Regions from separate parts of the Homo sapiens genome. Here all the other regions are linked to region 1. A link is a loop called in an ENCODE intact Hi-C map of the cell type or tissue named here. Cell type or tissue: A673. All regions are shown on one strand. Links, peaks and the distances in the headings refer to the core of each region. The heading gives the core; the rest is flanking DNA.

Region 1 (5,725 bases), core at 111-4,110:
ACTTTGCAAACGAAGGGTCTGGCTCCTGTGTGCACTGGCATGTGACGGGTTAAGTTATAGTGCGCATTAAAGACCTTAAAATTAAACACACGTAGAACAGGTTAGCCGCACAAGTAACTTTGAAATCAAACCGGGCAGAGAGAGGGTAGGAGGAAGAGAATCTTAACAAAAAGTGTATGCAAATAATTACCCCCAAAATACTAAAAAGGGAGGAAGGAAAGGAGGAGCGAGGGAGGGAAGGAAGGAAGGAAGGAAGGAAGGAAGGAAGGAAGGAAGGAAGGAAGGAAGGAAGGAAGGAAGGAGGGAGGGAAGGAAGGAGGGAAGGAGGGAGGGAGGGAGGGAAGGAAGGAAGGAAGGAAGGGAGGGAAGGAAAGGATCTCCGTTTTGCATTGTACTTGCCTTTCCACACACTTCGCAAGTGAAAACTTTGGGCTTGGCATTAGGAGAGCCTCGGCTGAAATCCGAGGTTTTGAACGCGATTTTTTCCGACAGAAGCTGGGCGCTTTCTTTCATGTAATGCTGCAGCTGAGCCTGGGACAGGTCTTTGAAAGCTACTCCAGAAGGGTATTTCTCCACCGCCGGGACCACCAGTTTATTCCTTTCGGCTAAATACGTTTTTGGCTGCGGGTGCAAAGGGGAACTGAGGAAGTAGGAGGCCACCGGGTGGATGTTCACGCCGGCTGCCGGGTGGCATGGGCCGTCACCTCGGTTCAGGTAGCACAAGGCGCCCATGGCGTGGAATGAAGAGTGGTTGACCACACGCGGCCTTACCAGCTTGTACTGCTGCAGCGGCAGCGCGTCGCGGGCCAGGTCGCCCTTGAGACTCAGTGCGCAGTTGAGCAGGTCGCTGCAGCTGAATGCGGGAGCCGAGGGCACCGCCGCGGGCGCCGCCGGGGCCTCCAGACTGGCCTTCCGCGGCTCGGAGCCCGTCACTCCTGCCTTGGGGCTCGTGTCGTAGGCCACAGGCACGAAGGGGATCATGCAGGGGATCGACGAGTTGAGATGCAGAGAGTGCTTGGGTTCCCCCTTGGGTAAGGCTCCCTGCAGGAAGTGGGGGACTGGCAGGGCCTTGGGCTCTGGGGTGCGCGCCATGATTCGTTCAATGGAGAAAGCCAAGGGTTTGGACGTGCTCATCATGTTGCCCCGAGCTGGAGCAGTCGCTAACATTTTGGTAGTCGCGTTGTGGCAGCTACTGTCCATGTCTGAGTCGCCAGCGTCCGTCAGCCGGGGCTGGGTTGCGCCGTCCGTTGCCTTGTTCCCTGCTTGTCACAGACCTGCGGAGAGGGGGACGGGCACCATCACCACCAGTAGCCTCCTCCTCCTCCTCCTCCCCAGCATCACCAGCCGAACCTGCCTGCCCAGCCCAATGGACTCCTGCCAGCCCATCGCAGAGTTCTTGGCGCACCAATGACTCGGGGACAATCACTACTTATTTCTATCAATAGAAAGTGTTGTGTCAATAACGCAGCCAAGATCTCGCCAATCGTTAACTTCCAAGAGGAGAAGGTAAACTAGATAATTGCTCAATTCGCTTCCAACAGTCAACAGGAAAACTTTTTTTTTTTTCATCTGCAGTCAGTAACTACTTTTCATTGGTGAGTGAGGTTCCCCGCCCAGAAAAGGCGGGGGCGCTTTCACCCGCTTGGCGCGCCCTCCCCTCTGCGCACACACTCTGCCGCGCACACTTCACTACCCTCCGCACCCCCCCATCCCCACCCCCCTTTTGCTTCCTCTGCCTTTCTAATTCTCAATCTGCTTAACCAGGCTTTAGAGGCCAAGCAAATCTGAGATCAATTTTCTCGTTTAGCTCTAAGTGACATCATCTAAAATCATTGTGCAAGGGCTAAATAAGGAAACGGAGTCTAATTCAGGGGCAAACGCCAGGCTATATTTATCAAACGCCAAGCTCCAGAAAGCCTCGGCTAGGAAGCCTCGGCAGTGAAATCCGAGGTTTCGCTGCTTGGTTCCACTGGGCCTGGGTGGGCCGGGCTGGGCCGGGCTGGGCCGGGTCAGATCTGTGCCACCTCCGCAGACCTATTTCTTCCTCCAGGGCTCGGGGTTGCCCGCTCCCGGAATCCCGGAGTCTCCGCGGCCCGAACCGAGTCTGGACCATTTAGAAGACGCCGGCAGGTAACTGGCCTCCCCAAACGCCCCGAAAATTAAAAGCCTTAGGAGGCTTGTTCTGTGTTTGTGGTTTTGTAAAGGCAATGCCCGCGGCAATAGGCCTGGGAAAGTCGCACTTTCATCCACAAAGTTGAGGAGTTGCAAGGAATAATTGGGTGTCACACCACAAGCAACCTTGACTCGATCGGACCCCACCCAGGATACACACAGACGCGCGCGCGCGCACGCTTCCGAGTTTCCATTGAGAGTCTGGAAAGAGCATTTCTTTCTTAAGTACCTGCGCTCAGCTAGAGCTCTCCCGGAGCATTTTAAATACTGAATGCCGAGCGGAGAAGGGAAACAGAGTGTATTAATCCCCACTCCGGTTGCCGGTGTCTGCAAGCCTCCTCTAAGCAGCGCAGGCGGCAGCCTGGATGTCTGTGCGCATCAAGGAGACTTGCCGGCGCCAGAGTTGTGTCCACAGGTGCACTTGTGCCTCCCAAAGAGCGCGCGTAGAGACCATTTCCCCTGCAACGCCCCCCAGCCGAACACCCGCCGGGTGTGGCACCTCGGCCGAAACTCCTGGGGCGGCGCGGTGGAGCGTGTGGAGGTTTCCGGGAAGACGCCTACGGCTGCGGCTCCGACTGTGCGGGCTCCCGCCGCCCAGGCAAGAGCGTCCAGGAGCGCGCTGGAAGCTGCGGCGCGCACCTTCCCCGGCGCAGTCTCTTGCCAGCCGGCGATCACGCAGAGCTGAACCCCGCAGCTAGGCGCGCAGGAAGGGCTGCACAGAGTTTGAAGACACGGCAGCTGTAAGCTGGCGTGAGGAGGCCAAAGGAGCGCGCAGAGCTGCAAGCAAAGGGCGGTGGGGCCTGGACCCTGAAGTGAGTGGCCGACCGCAGCAGCTCAAGGTGCCATCTGCCTGGTGAGTTAACCCCACGTGGCTGTGAGACAGGTGGTGGCGGGTGTCAGGTATTGGGCCAAGTGTAGTGGGGGCGTCCTTCTGCTAGAGCTCTGAAAAGGGTTGGCCCCGGAAGGCTGGATAACGGCGGACTAGAAACCCTGGCATTATTAAGTCCCTGAGCAATTTCACTCAAAGATGCGAAACTGGACCTTAAACGAAGGAAATTGACGTCAAAGTATTCCCTCCTCTCTACCCCATTCTCAACACATGCCAGGCAAGCTACCCGGGTCCCTCCGCCCCACTCTAACTTTCCGCGAAAATCAGTTCCGCCTCTGCCCCAAGAGCCAAGAGGGGTGGAAAGGAAGAGAGCTTGGGCTGGGAACGCGCCTGATGTCTAACAGAAAGGCAGTGGCAGCTGGGTGAGTGGTGGGAAAGCTCACAGGCTGAAGAAATGGGGGAGGGGGAGTGAGTCTTATTGGAAGTTGAGGACAGCCAAGGGGCAAGATGGGGGGAGAGGTCTGGCTGAATACGACGGGCTTCAGCAGCTAGGCCTGGGAGTGCCTCGTTTCAGGCCTCGAGGTGGCTTCAGGCTGGGACAACTGATGCAGCAGAGAAGGGCAGAGCGCCCGGGGGGAGAAAGCAAAGAGGCGCTACACTCCAAGGCGGCCCTTTGGAACCGTCCTTGGCCCGGGTGCACCTACTTTGGATTCGCCCAGACTGCAAATTTTTCTTTCCTTTTGCTGGGGCCACGGGACAGAGCACCTGGGCAGAGCAAGCGGAGAGGCGCCACATCCCCGAGAGGCGCTTCGTAGTTGTCCTTGGACCGGGCGCAGACACTCAGTATTGGTCAGCGCTGGAAATTTTCTTTCCTTTTGCTGTTGGGGCCGCAGAACCAGTCTCCTCCTTTCCCCTGCTCAGACAAAGGGCACGGGAAGGGCTTTGCTGGGGCAAAGGGGGGTGGGGGGTTCTCTGTCCCACGACAGATGGGTCGCGGTTAAGACTTTAATTGCTGACTTTTGGGCCGGATCAGATTCCTTTTCCTACCTGCCACTTCCCAGCAGCGAAAAATCCCCCTCCTGCTGCACTCCTCCGCCACCGGGCTAGGTTGAAAGGAAAAAGCCAAGAAGCGCGAAGCAGCCCGGCTCTGGAAGGCTTTGGAGAGTCCAGCTGACTTGTACACAATTCGCGGCCTCTGGAGCCTTACCTGCCTTCTTGACTGAATGCCACCAGTTCGTTTTACGCTTGTGGTGTGTCCCTCACTCTCCCCTTCCTCTCCTCCCCCTCCCCTCTCCTTAACTGCAAAAGAGCCTTTCTTTGACCTCTGTAAATTTCTCCTTTGGTGTATACCAAACTAAAAAGGAAAAAATATTGGCTAAGAGGTATGCATGCTTTGTATAGTTTATATTTCAACAGTTTGCTTTTCACTAGTCTTTTCAGGATTTGCCCTTTTGGCAAGTGTTTGAAAATGTCATTTGAGTTAACACAAATATGGCAAAGCATCAATTATGCTCTTCCTTTAAGATGGCCTTGAGTTTACTAAAGACTGAAAAGGTGCTTTACAACTCCAGGCCTTGATATCCAACATTTGTTAATTTTTTCAAAACCTAACCAAAAACACATGTTAATTAGTAATACTATCTCTATTAAATAAGAATTGTCACAAAACACAAAATATATTTAGAAAGGGCTTCTATCTTACCGTCCAATCTGTCTAGTACTTTATTTCCAAATATATTTGAAAATAACAAAAAAGGCAATAAAAACAGAGTATATTCAGCAAATTCAGAAGCTTTCAAAACGTTTCAATGCAAGTATTTTTTAGTTATTAAAACAAATGCAAGGGAGCCTTGTTTGTTTTGTTAATGGCAAAATAGAAACTCTTACAGTTTCTTTGGATTTTCTTTGAGAATCCTATAATCCTATTTTTTTGCTGAGAGCTGATGATTAAGTGTGCCTCCCCTTTCCATCCATGGAAAGGCAGTATTTATAACCTCAAATCCTGATGGAAGGCGAGTTTCAGTGTATGATTTATCCTTTATGAAATATCCTGAGGAAACCACAGCAGTTCATGATATAAAGAGGCCAGATAACAAACTCTGTGTTAAGATCTATTTAAAAAATAAGAAAAAGTCCTGCTTTTCTAAAGTAATTTAAAATTCTCTTTTTCTAAGGAATCTGATTTTGACTTCAATACTTTCTAAGCTGTGTTCTTGCTATTACTAAAAAATATTCATGATTTCCACAGGCTTTTTGTTGAAGTCCCTATCATAAGCAAATGCAGTTTCTGGCTATGGTTACTGCAATTCGAAATAAAAGGTAATAAGATAATAGAGCCATACATTACCAAATAAGCCATAATCTCTAATCTCTTATTCCTTGATATGTCACAAAATACTATTGATTTTTTTAAATTAAAAATGGATTGGAAAATATTATAACTAATTCCACTTTCTGCCCTAGTTCATTGACTTGTCCCTGGTCATGTTTTTAGAGTTTTCTGGCCTGTTCAACGTCTCTGACCCCCAGCCCCTTCACCAAGAGCAACAGTCTGCTTTCTCTTTGCTTTAGCTTGTGAGCTAAGGGAGGAGAGACGAAAGCATTATTATTATTCTGACATCACCCCCCACCCCAGCCTTGACATTCAAGCACATCTACACTTTTTCCTGTTTAATACATAGCACCAAAGGCAACACACTGTACTTCTAGAAGGAAAAACACGTT
Region 2 (5,725 bases), core at 1,103-5,102, 210 kb before region 1:
TTTAGCATTTATAAGGCCTCCTAAAAATAAGTGTTTTACTCAACTGAGGCAAGAATTTGTCCTGCCTTCACATGTTAATTTATACCAAACATAGGCCAGTCTCTTAAGATTGCAGAAGGTAAAAGGAGCTGTTGGAATGCAATAGGAGATAGGCTGTAGCATGTAAAAGGATGTGTGCTTGGTAAAACATCAGACTAAGATTCTGGTCCAAACCTTCATGATTCATAGAATTAAAGAATTGGATGGAACATCAGTGCTCACATTACACATCAGGAAACTGACATCCGGTAGATCTTTTCAACTGCCTGGTCTTTGGCTATGTTATGAGGGATGCCAGGAATTAGACCAGAACTCATTGATCCTGTTTATTATCCTGAAACATGTCACACATCATTCCGGCATCAAGCTAAAGTGTCCTGCTTGTTTAGTACTATTTTAAGTGCAGCTGTGATTCTCTGATCATTAAATCAGTTGTTCTCAAATTCAGCTGCATATTAGAATCACTAGGAAGATTTAAAAAATCCTCAAACCCAGGCAAATCAGAATCTTTGGGGATGAGGCGCTGGTACTTTTTAAACTCCCCTTGTAATTCCAAGCCAAGTATGAGTTATGCTCTATATCACAGGCACAAAAGACCATGGCTAATAACAGCATTCACCTTGTTGCTTAAGAAATTCTTTCTCTCTACTCCTGAAATACATTTCGATTCACAAATACCTTGACAATGTAAAATATTGATGCTAAAATAATCTTTTTAAGACACATCTATGTGATCATATTACTCATCACTCCCTGCAGGGCCAGGACTAGGGCAAGGTGAATGAGGTGCCTACAACACACAATTCAAAGAGGCACTCTGAGTCTCGTTTCATTTTTCTCCAAACTATGAGCATAAACTATGAAGTCAGACAGACATGATTTGGATACTGGCTCTGTCACTTGCCATCTCTTTAAGTGTAGCTGTTATCTTAACTCCCTAAACCTGATTTTTCCCCTTATAAAACTGTCATACCATGAGTGCTAACATCCCTGCCTAGCTGGCACCCTCATATCCTTCAAGGCCAAGCACATCCTCTTCTCCACTAGTTTTTCTTTTCCCCATCCTCCTTCCCCCAACCCCTTCACCAAGGCCAATTAAACTGTTCTCCCATCTGTAGCTCTGAGCCACTTTAACATACTTTGGAAATTTCCCTATTAAATTATAATTACTTATTCCCATGTCTGTCTTTCCAGCCATTAGGCAATCTGGCAAAAGGAGAAAAAAAGCCTTAAGAGTTAGTTAGACCTGGGTTTGAATCTCAGCCAAATGACCTTGGACATGCTCTCTGAGCCATAGCTTTCTTATTGTAAAATAATGAAAATAATATTAAACTTGGAGAGTTCTTATGCTCTGTTACATGGCAGCTGGGGAAGAAATTATAGTTTCTTTCCCCAGCACACCAAACCCTCCATTCCAAGAGCCCCATCCCCAGTCCAGCTGTGAGCTTTCTGAGGTCATGAATTTCATTCTCTGTGACAGTCTTGGGTAACTTGCCCAAAGTCCAGCACATAGTAGGTACTCAGAAAATGTTTGTCATGCTGAAATAAATCAAGAGATAACCAGTGTTTACATATATAGAGAAGTGAATTTTTGAATAGCAGAAACAACTTGCAAGAAGGCCTAGGGCAAAGAATAGGCACAGGCTTTGCTAGGAACAGCAAGGATACCGTGCTAAATAGAACAGAAAATATACACTGGGAAACAACACAGGAGGAGATAATGGAGACAGGCAGCATCACCATTATTAAAGGGTTTGGGATCAGGGAGTATTTAGACTGTCTCAGGCTGTTATTGCAGGTTGATATCACTATGCTTGGATAAGATTCCTCACCTTTCCATCGAGCAGATAGGTGGCAGACTGCATTACATTCATCAAAACTCCCACTGGACTCCAGCTAAATTTATATCTCAATGGATTGTTTGAATGTTCAGGGGCTGGAAGCCCACCACAGTAGGAAATATATGATTCAATCTATAAATTAAAGAATCAATAAATAAGGAAGAATTCACAACTTAGAGAATGTCTAAGTAATTAATTGAAGACAATGATATGAATGGAGTAAACTTGCTACAGTTTTTCATTCTTAAAGTTACTAAGGCATTCAAAAATACATCTTCAAAGCATGTACCATTTGATTAAATAACAGTTAATTTTATATATATGTTTTTTTAAAAAAACTGTAAAAATAGTGACTAACATTTTGTTCAGTTAAAAATCCAACTCTTAGTTCAATTCTGCTTAGTCAGTTCCTACTAACTTTTGTATTCAAATTATATATTTACATATATATAATTTTAATACATATATATACACACACATTCAAAAAACCTAAAACAATCTGAATCATCCCATTTACACCCAATAGTACCTCGCCAAAGGTACTATTTCATAAAAGATATTTCATATCAACAGATTGCTGATACCCAAAGATTCTTCTTACTTTTAAAAGTCAAATCTTATTACAGAATCTTCAAGGTAGTCTAAAATTTGTATTAAGCCAAAATTTTATAGTAGCATCTGTTTCTCCAAAAATTGGTTGCTACCTAAGACTTGGACATTGTTTTCCTGTATGGATATTTTTGCAGTTATAAGATATTATTTAAAATTTCTGGGAGGCTGAGGGGGGCAGATGACCTGAGGTCAGGAGTTTGAGACTGGCCTGACCAACATGGAGAAACCCCATCTCTACTAAAAATACAAAATTAGCCGGGCATGGTGGTGCGTGCCTGTAATCCCAGCTACTTGGGAGGCTGAAGCAGGAGTATTACTTGAACCTGGGAGATGGAGGTTGCAGTGAGCCGAGATTGTGCCGTTGCACTCCAGCCTGGGCAACAAGAGCAAAACTCAGTCTCAAAAAAAAAAAATCTTTAACTTTGATTAAAGGTGTTGCTATATTATAACTCATACTTTGATTCTGTACACAAGAATTTAGACATTTTAATGTTGCCTTTGGGTACAAATTGGGCTCACCGTGGCTCCCACTTCCTTGGCTTTATCTATTGTTTCCATTGCTAACATGTGATCCAGACCAGGGTCCAATCCCAATTCACCAATGATTGTGATGCCAGCATCTTCCACACTGCAGCAGGTGGAAAGAGGAAAAAGGAAAACTTGGATATAAAATAAAAACAATGCCATGGATCCACTCAGTTTGTTTAAAATGATTAAAACTTACCTCTTTTCCAATTCTTTTAGTGCTGGTGTGATGTAGCTTGCAGTGACCATGTTAACTTTGTTTGTGATGCAGGCCTTGGCCACAAGAGGGTGCAATACATAAGGCAACAAGCTTGAAAACAGGAAGAAACTAATCAGAAACTCCCTTTTTCAACTCTACTTTCTAAGGTACTTGAACTGTATTAAAGCTGCATCTTAAGGTACTGTTCTGATTAAATTATTCTCTCAGAAAAGGGAACACTTATACACTGTTGGTGGGAATGTAAATTAGTTCAGCTGCTACAGAGGATAGTTCAGAGATTTCTCAAAGAGCTAAAGGTTGAACTATCATTCGACTTAGCAATCGCATTACTGGTTATCTATCCAAAGGAAAATAGATTATTCTACCAAAAAGACACAGGCACTCACATATTCATCACAGCACTATTCGCAATAACAAAGACATGGAATCAATTGACATGCCCATCAATAGTGGGATTGGGGCCAGGTGCTGTGCCTCATGCCTGTAATCCCAGAACTTTGGGAGGCCAAAGACAGGTGAGTCGCTTGGGCCCAGGAGTCGAGACCAGCTTGGACAAGATGGTGAAACATCATCTCTACAACAAATACAAAAATTGGCCCAGCATGTTGGCGCATGCCTGTAGTCCCAGCTACTCCAGAGACTGAAGTGGGAGGATCACTTGAACTCAGGAGGTCAAGGCTGCAGTGAGTTGAGATCACAGCACTGCACACTAGCCTGGGCAATAGAGTGAGACCCTGTCTCAATAAAACAAAACAAAATGAAACAAAAATAAAAAAACAAAAACCGTGAATTGGATTAAAAAATGTAGTACATATACACCATTGAATACTACATAGCCATAAAAAAGAATGAAATAGTGTTCTTTGCAGCAACATGGATGCAACTGGAAACTATTATCTTATGCGACCTAACACAGAAACAGAAAACCAAATACTGCAGGCTCTCACTTACAAGTAAGTGGGAGCTGAACACTGGGTACACATGGAATTAAAGATGGAAACAATAGACACTGAGGACTACAAGAGGGAAGAGATAAGAAGTGGAGCAGGGGCTGAAAAACAACCTACTGGGTACTATGCTTGCTACTTGGTGACAGATTCATTGATACTCCAGACCTCAGAATCACACAATATACCTTTGTAATAAATGTGCACATGTAACCCCTGATTGTAAAATAAAAGTTGAAAGTAAAATAAATAAATATTCCCTTGGAAAGACGTGATCAATGACTCCCTGTGGGCCACAGAATAAATTCACCCTGTTATCACATCTAAATAGCAATACTCTATTCTATTTACCTGTTGAGGAATAAAGGCCTGAGAAGTGGTTTTATTGTTTATTTTGTTTTTTTAATGAACTAGAGAAAATCTGAAGTATGCAGAGTTAATTTGACAAGTACAATGATGTAGTATGATATTGTTTATGTTGGTTTTTATTTTTTTGGTGGTACTGCAGACAGCTTTACCAAATAGTCAGTAAAAAACAACTTAAATATTGTCATGTAATTGACAGGGTATTTTATTATTCCTACAATAGACTATGGATATACTCATTTATATAACACTCATATTTATGAAAATTTGATATCTTGTGATTATGCAGACCCAGCACCAAATTATAATCCCAAAGCCAAAATTGTTGAAAACCCAATCAAAGTTGAGCTTTGAGTACAGCATCATCTGTTGTTCACCCTGTGGATTTTTAGCCATTCTGATACCTTTACACCGATCAACACCATGAAAGCCTATCTCCTCCTTGGGCCCTTCTTGGAGTCTACTCAATAATGTAATACATGGGCCATCTTGACCTAGTTTGACACTTCCTGATAGCCATTTGGAAGATGTGAAGGTAAAAAGAACAGCAGCCCTATTTTAGTGGAAAGCCCACGACAGAAAACCCCAATCCAAATTATACCTGCCTCTTTAAGAAATTTCTAAAGAGTTATTTTCCTCCACAAAGCTTTCCCAGATTTCCCCAAAGCCAGATATCCTTCCTCTGCATGCATCCAGTTATATATTTATAACATTTAATGGAATTTGCTCCATTCATCCCTATATTTCTACAGCTAATGTATTACATTATTGAGTAGACTCCAGGAAGGGTCCACGGAGGAGACAGGCTTTAACGGTGTTGATCAGTGTAAATGCTATCAAAATGGCTAAAAATCCACATGGTGAACAATGGATGATGCTGTACTCAAAGCTCAACTTTGATTCGGTTTTCAACAAATTTGGCTGTGGTATAATAATTTGGCTCTGGGACTGCATAATCAAAAGAAATTAAATTTTCATAAATATGAGTGTTATAAAAATGAGCATATCCATATTCTATTCTAGGAATAATAAAATACTCTGTTAATTACATGATAATATTTAATTTGTTTTTTAATGCCTATTTGGTAAAGCTGTCTACAGTACCAACAAAAAAAAATAAAAACCAACAGAAACAATATTACACTATATCATTGTACTTGTCAAATTCATTCTGC
Region 3 (5,725 bases), core at 1,103-5,102, 86 kb before region 1:
ATCTGAAAAAAAAAAAAAAAAAAAGAGAGAGAACAGAAGGAGTAGAGCCAACCATATTCAATTTCTTCTTCAAAGAAAGTGGTCAGATAAGTCAACCTACTTCCAGTACAGAGAAGAAAGCCAAAGGACAGGGAAAAGCTGGAAGTATCTCTTTTCTGGGCTTTTTCTCCTTGGGAATGAAATAGTTGAAAATGTCCTTCCTTCTATGAAAACATGAAAAGGAGGGGTAGGTGTCCCCCTAACGTGTGGCATCGTTTAATAAGGCCCCAATGGGATATGCATTCTGCACACTGTACTACAGGATTTCTTTAAAATACTTCTTAAAGAACCCATCCAATTTTATGCAAGTATTCAAAAGTCTCTAATGGGATTCATTTTAATTATTGTAACAGAAAAAGAAATTCTTGGTCCCCAACATGGAAATCCAAGATGCAAGGAAATCATAGGCTCTGGTAAGTGCTTTCCAAAAATATATGTGAATTTTTTTTTTTTTTGGCTCAGTTGGAGTTACCTGATTCATAGGTCACTAGCAGGGGGCACGTCATTGTGGGTCCCTTCAGAGACTGTCCTCATGCATTCATCAGTCACACTTCCATATGTTAAGTATCACATAGAGCTGGAGCTACAGTACAAGGGAATTTGAACACAAAGGCCTGAAGTTGAAAGCCCCAAAACTGAAAATGCTCCAAGTAATCCATGACTCACCTTGTTTGTATAATTGCAACACACAAACATACAAGTTAATCCTGTCTGGAGTACAAAGATGACATGAGCCAACGACTTCATGGCTAAACTCCTGGTTGGGTCAAGATTCTGAGTACAGTACAACTGGCTTTGCAACAGTCAGATGATACTGTATCTGGGCTATCTGATATAGAAGAATATGTAGAGAGGAAATGTGAGTGGCAAAAAGAATATCGAATTCCCGGCCCAACCCAGAATATTCTAAGTGTTGGCAATAGTAGAAAAGGCTATGGCTGCTGAGACGTCCTTCCAACAATAAAATTGTCTCTTTATGAGATCTTCGAATGATAAAGTAAAGTTTTGCATTTAAATGTAATCAAGTTGTTTAAAAATACATAGCAATGGAAAATGTTAGGAAATTCTACCTAAACACAAATGTGTAAAATGATAGTTAATTTTATTTTTGACATTAGTTTAGCATTCCAGCTAAACCTGGGTAAAATTTGAGATTTTAATGAGATGCTCATATAAGGAGAGCTAAATTTCAATATAGCTGTAGTTTTCCTATAGCAGAAACTGCTCATTTAATTCGACAGAAGAGCTATAAATTCAAGCATAAGTGCCAATACATACGGTAACAAAAAAAATCATAAAAGAAACTCTCTTTCATATTTAACACTGGTTCTCTGCCCCAACTACAATTAGATTCACTTGGGGAAATTTTTAAAAAATATTGATGCCTGGACGCCACTCCAGGTTAATTGTGTCATAATGAAATGGGGAGTGGGGGGGTGGGAAGGCACAGATGAAGCTCAGAAGCTCCTCAGGTGACCCTGTTCTGCACCACGATCTACAACGATTCTCAATCTTGCTGTACTTAGAATCACCTGGGGAAGAAACCGCTGCAGACCAAATTGCATCTTAGATCCATTAAATCAGAAACTTGGATTGCTGGATTCAGGTACAAGTATTTTTAAAGCTCCCTAAGTGATTATAATGTATAGCCAAAGTTGAGAACTACTGCTTTGGAGCCACTGGTCTAATGGAACAAATTGCATTGATTTACTTCCCTTAATATTACTATGTATAACTAACTAAATAAGATGTATTATTTTATGTTTCTTCTTAATATTGGCATAAACCAATAAATTAGTGTATGTATGTTTCATTGTTAGAAGAATATATGAATATTATTTTTGTACCAGATATTCCATCAGGAGCAGAAACGTTCACAGAAAAGGGGCACAAATTTTAGGGGCAGAGTAAGATGTGAACCATACAATCAGCTCTGAGCATCCTCCTCTGCCCATTTGCCTCATATGGTTTTAAGGATGGTAAGTGCAGATAAAGCTGTGAATGAGAAGAGGAACAGAGCAGTCATCATGGAACATGAGAGAGAAGCTATGTATTCAAGGCCCCAGAACCACAAGTAGAAGGAGCCTGGATCCCAGATAATTTTGTGGGTCCCATAGTCCTGAATTGCCTGCCCAGGCTTTAACATGAAAGAGAACAATTTCTCTATTTCATTTAAACCACAGTTATTACAGGGTCTCTTTCAACAGCCAAACCTATTACCTAACTAACACAAGTCATGACCAGGTAGTCTTGCTAACAGAATATCTCATATTCAATTAAGTGTTTTAAATATATACCATTGTTACTGCACCTGAACAACCGAAAACTTCTGTGAGAAGACCAAAAATCTATACTTAGTAGAAATTTTCCTTCTTAATTTTAGCATCTACAGAAATGTGCCCCATATTTTGTCCTGTGAATGACTTTCAAAAGTTCAGACTTGTGTAATGCCCTATAAGTTGAACCAAATATTAATTTCTTTGCAATATATAAAGATTTTATTTAACATAGTGTAATATAAAGATAATATATGTCTAATGTAGTAGATGTCAAGTACAGTATGTGTTTGGTATTTAGACCTTATAAAAAAAATTTTTCTAGCTCTTGTCTACCATGTAGGTAACATATTCCCATTTTATAAATAAAGCAATTCCAGAACATGTTTCAATTCTCTTAATTCCATGGTTTTTTCTATATTATCTCATGTTGCAGTTAAATTTAATTTCAAATTTATACTATTTTAAAATCATTATTGGTATTTCTGCAAATTGTAGTTAGTTTCCATTTGAAATTATTTTCCTCACAATTGTGCTTATGCTGCAATTCACAATGATGACACTGGATGGCACCAAATTTTACCTTTTAAAGTTGATTTTCCATTTAAACTATGACTGGTGCACAGCAAATATTTAAGTTACAGAACTTACTCAAAAACTGAATACTTTAATCACATAAATACAAACCCTAATTCCCAAGTCAATGATAAAAACCAACATAATTGCACCACATGTTTGTAACTGAAGAAACAAATTATGTGCATAAATGAAGATTACAATTCTAAAGTGCTGACTGAAAGTGTATTGTATGTAATAACATCAATGGGTGTTTAAACTTGAAATTGTGTAAACCAAAGGAAAACTGTTCAAATACATGAGTCACAGCAAATTCTAGGAAACTTGTAGTATCAAGACAAAGAAAGTAATGCAAATATGCTCCAGTCATAAGATTTCAGGTTGGAGAATACCTAAAGCTTACTGCAACCATCTATTTTCTTGGACAATCTACTCTGAGAGTTCACTCTGATGTTTCATGCCCTTGGTGAGTTTTCTAGTCTTGCCATGGTCCATAATTTTCATATCAGTATGGCCGTCACTTGAAGGTAATAAGCCTTCAAGATGCAGTTCCTGGAAGATGAGTTCCTGGCTCAGGCTTCCTCTTTCCTCTTCCCTCTGAAGGGAATTTATACATTGAATCCCAAATTGTATATGCTGGCTGATTGTGCATCATAACCAGTCTTTGCACACACTACCACTCAAAAATTAAGTGCACAAGAGAAGGAGGAAAACCAGAAGAGTATAATACAATGGAAGGCAAGATAAGAACCTTGTGAGACTACTACTTTCTTCCAATTGAGCAGACCATTAGCTGGGCGTTGTGGCGGATGCCTGTAATCTCAGCTACCGGGAGGCTGAGGCAGGAGAATCGTTTGAGCCCTAGAGGTTGCAGTGAGCACGAGATCATGCCACAGCACGGCAGCCTGGGCAACAGAGCAAGACTTCGTCTTAAAAACAAACAAACATAAAACAAGCAATTAGACCAAAAATATTTGTAATTGTCCTTGACTCCTCTGTTTTTCTCACATTGCAGACCCAATCCACTAGCAGAGCTCATTGACTGTCTTCAAACATGCACAGTACAGGTCACTTCACTCCACTTCCTCTACTATAACTCCAGTCTAAGCCACAATCACTTCTTGCCTTGGTTATTTCAATGGTGTCATAACTGGTCTTGCTGCTACCACCTTGCTTCCCCCAACCACTGTCAACACAGCTACCACAGTGATCCTGTTAAATGTGATGTATCACTCTGTTGTTCAAAGTCCTTCAATGGCTTTCTCATCTTCATTGGTTGGAAAAAATATGACTTTTTAGGTTAAATCTTTATATTTCCTTATGGCAAAAATATGCATTGTCATTGTAATGAAATCCATCATTTCTAAAATGGATAATATAGTGAAATTCCCAGATAACTTTCTCATCCTAGTAAATACTACTGTTGATAGATTGATACGGATACACATTTTATACAAATGGGATTGTAATATAATATTCTTCTGCAAATTACTTTATTGGCTTAACTTTATATCTTTGGACATTGCTCTATGCCACCATATATATATATATATATATATATATATATATATATATATACACACACACACACACACACACTTACCTCACTTTATTATCTGCAGCACAGTGGTTCATTGAATGGTTTTGCTGTGATTTAATTCACCAATATCCAATATATGGACATTGGATTTAGTTTAGAAAGCTTTTTAACAACAGTACTGCAGTGATCATCACTGCATAAGCATTTTTTTATACATATGAGTATATGTCTGTGGGTAAAGTCCTAGAAATGAAATTGCTGGGCCACAGGGTGTAAGAGACATAAATTAGTGTGATTGCCTTAATTCTCCTAGTTGCCATATCTATTCTCCAGTCCTTCTTGTAAGGAAAACCTCTTCTTCTTCCCAGTTCTTCTCAGGTTTTACATGGAAATCACAGTGTTTTGATATGCCCCTCGTATCCCCTGGCCATGGCAGAGTTGATTCTCTCCATCCTGTAGATGAGATTAATGAGTCTCAAAGAGCTATGGTAAATGGACAGATTCCACATGTTTAGTGAGTGTATGAAATAAAAGTCAAATCAAAGTCCATATGAACACAAAAGTTGCGTTCATTATCCTGTGTTGTGCTTTTATACATATATAAATAATTCTGTTGAAAACATCTGAATATGGAAGCTAATTGGCTTCTATGGGACTCGAGATCTAGACTCTGGTTAAGTTTGTGCATTTCTGAGCAAGAATAAAGGAGAAAGTCCCAACCCTTGCATCTAAATATTTTGGCTTCACAGTAATACAAATCAATGCTTCCCAATATTCATGGACTGAGTATTTTACATTTCATCTGGATGTTTGGGGGTGGTGGAGAACAACAGAATGTGATTGAGCACATACAGTGCTCCAAGAGAGATGTTTCTGTTCATTGTGGCATTTGTAATTCGAGGAAGAAAAACTGGTAGCAATAGAAACATTCATTTATTTGGGCCAGATAAAGCACTCAGATACTGTTGATATTTATAAGCCATAATATAGTTGTAGCGATAAGGCAAAAATAAGGCTGCGAAATTCCTTGTGTTACATGGGACATGTTTCAAGGAGAGATGTTTGTTTCTCTGTGGCAAAATTTTCTATTACTCTTCTCTGAAATCACTGTGGTCTGGAGCAACCTTACCCATCCAATCCCCATGTGGTTCTCAAGCAGACAGTATTGCGTGTGGAGCAAACCTAAAAAGTGAGTCAATCTGCTTCAACACAGCCCCTTTCTTAAAGTATATATATTTCCTGTTATAATAAAACCAACATCAACATGAGATGATGATAAGGATGATGATGATAA

What was found. Peaks named below come from ENCODE experiments on the same cell type or tissue, not always from the same donor. Only the 100,000 strongest peaks of a DNase experiment are listed, where the experiment ranks them.
Region 2: it touches region 1 in a loop (6-fold over the local background); 3 of 110 quality-filtered maps call a loop at or near these places.
Region 3: it touches region 1 in a loop (3-fold over the local background); 3 of 110 quality-filtered maps call a loop at or near these places.

The regions. Positions count from the first base shown.
Region 1 is chr7:122,303,238-122,308,962 of GRCh38, forward strand. FEZF1 (FEZ family zinc finger 1) reads right to left here and starts at 1,513. Exons shown (of 4, transcript NM_001024613.4): 1 at 400-1,513; 2 at 1-74. The coding sequence starts at 1,200. It overlaps FEZF1-AS1 (FEZF1 antisense RNA 1), which reads left to right and starts at 421. Exons shown (of 7, transcript NR_036484.1): 1 at 421-1,031; 2 at 1,336-1,506; 3 at 2,051-3,025; 4 at 3,279-3,423; 5 at 4,066-4,251; 6 at 5,250-5,320. In A673, for the core only: no CTCF peak of the experiment used is centred there; DNase peaks (open chromatin) are centred at 144, 434, 1,614, 2,514 and 2 weaker places; H3K4me3 peaks cover 3,851 bases; H3K27ac peaks cover 3,883 bases.
Region 2 is chr7:122,089,832-122,095,556 of GRCh38, forward strand. AASS (aminoadipate-semialdehyde synthase) reads right to left here. Exons shown (of 24, transcript NM_005763.4): 16 at 3,217-3,327; 17 at 3,012-3,120; 18 at 1,872-2,012. Among named protein-coding and RNA genes, the nearest start is that of AASS, 52 kb to the right of the region's middle. In A673, for the core only: a CTCF peak has its summit at 3,294 (motif pointing right); a DNase peak (open chromatin) is centred at 3,320.
Region 3 is chr7:122,216,577-122,222,301 of GRCh38, forward strand. LOC102724527 (a long non-coding RNA gene) reads left to right here. Exons shown (of 6, transcript XR_007060500.1): 5 at 1-452; 6 at 1,566-2,701. Among named protein-coding and RNA genes, the nearest start is that of AASS, 75 kb to the left of the region's middle. In A673, for the core only: a CTCF peak has its summit at 2,868 (motif pointing right); a DNase peak (open chromatin) is centred at 2,895.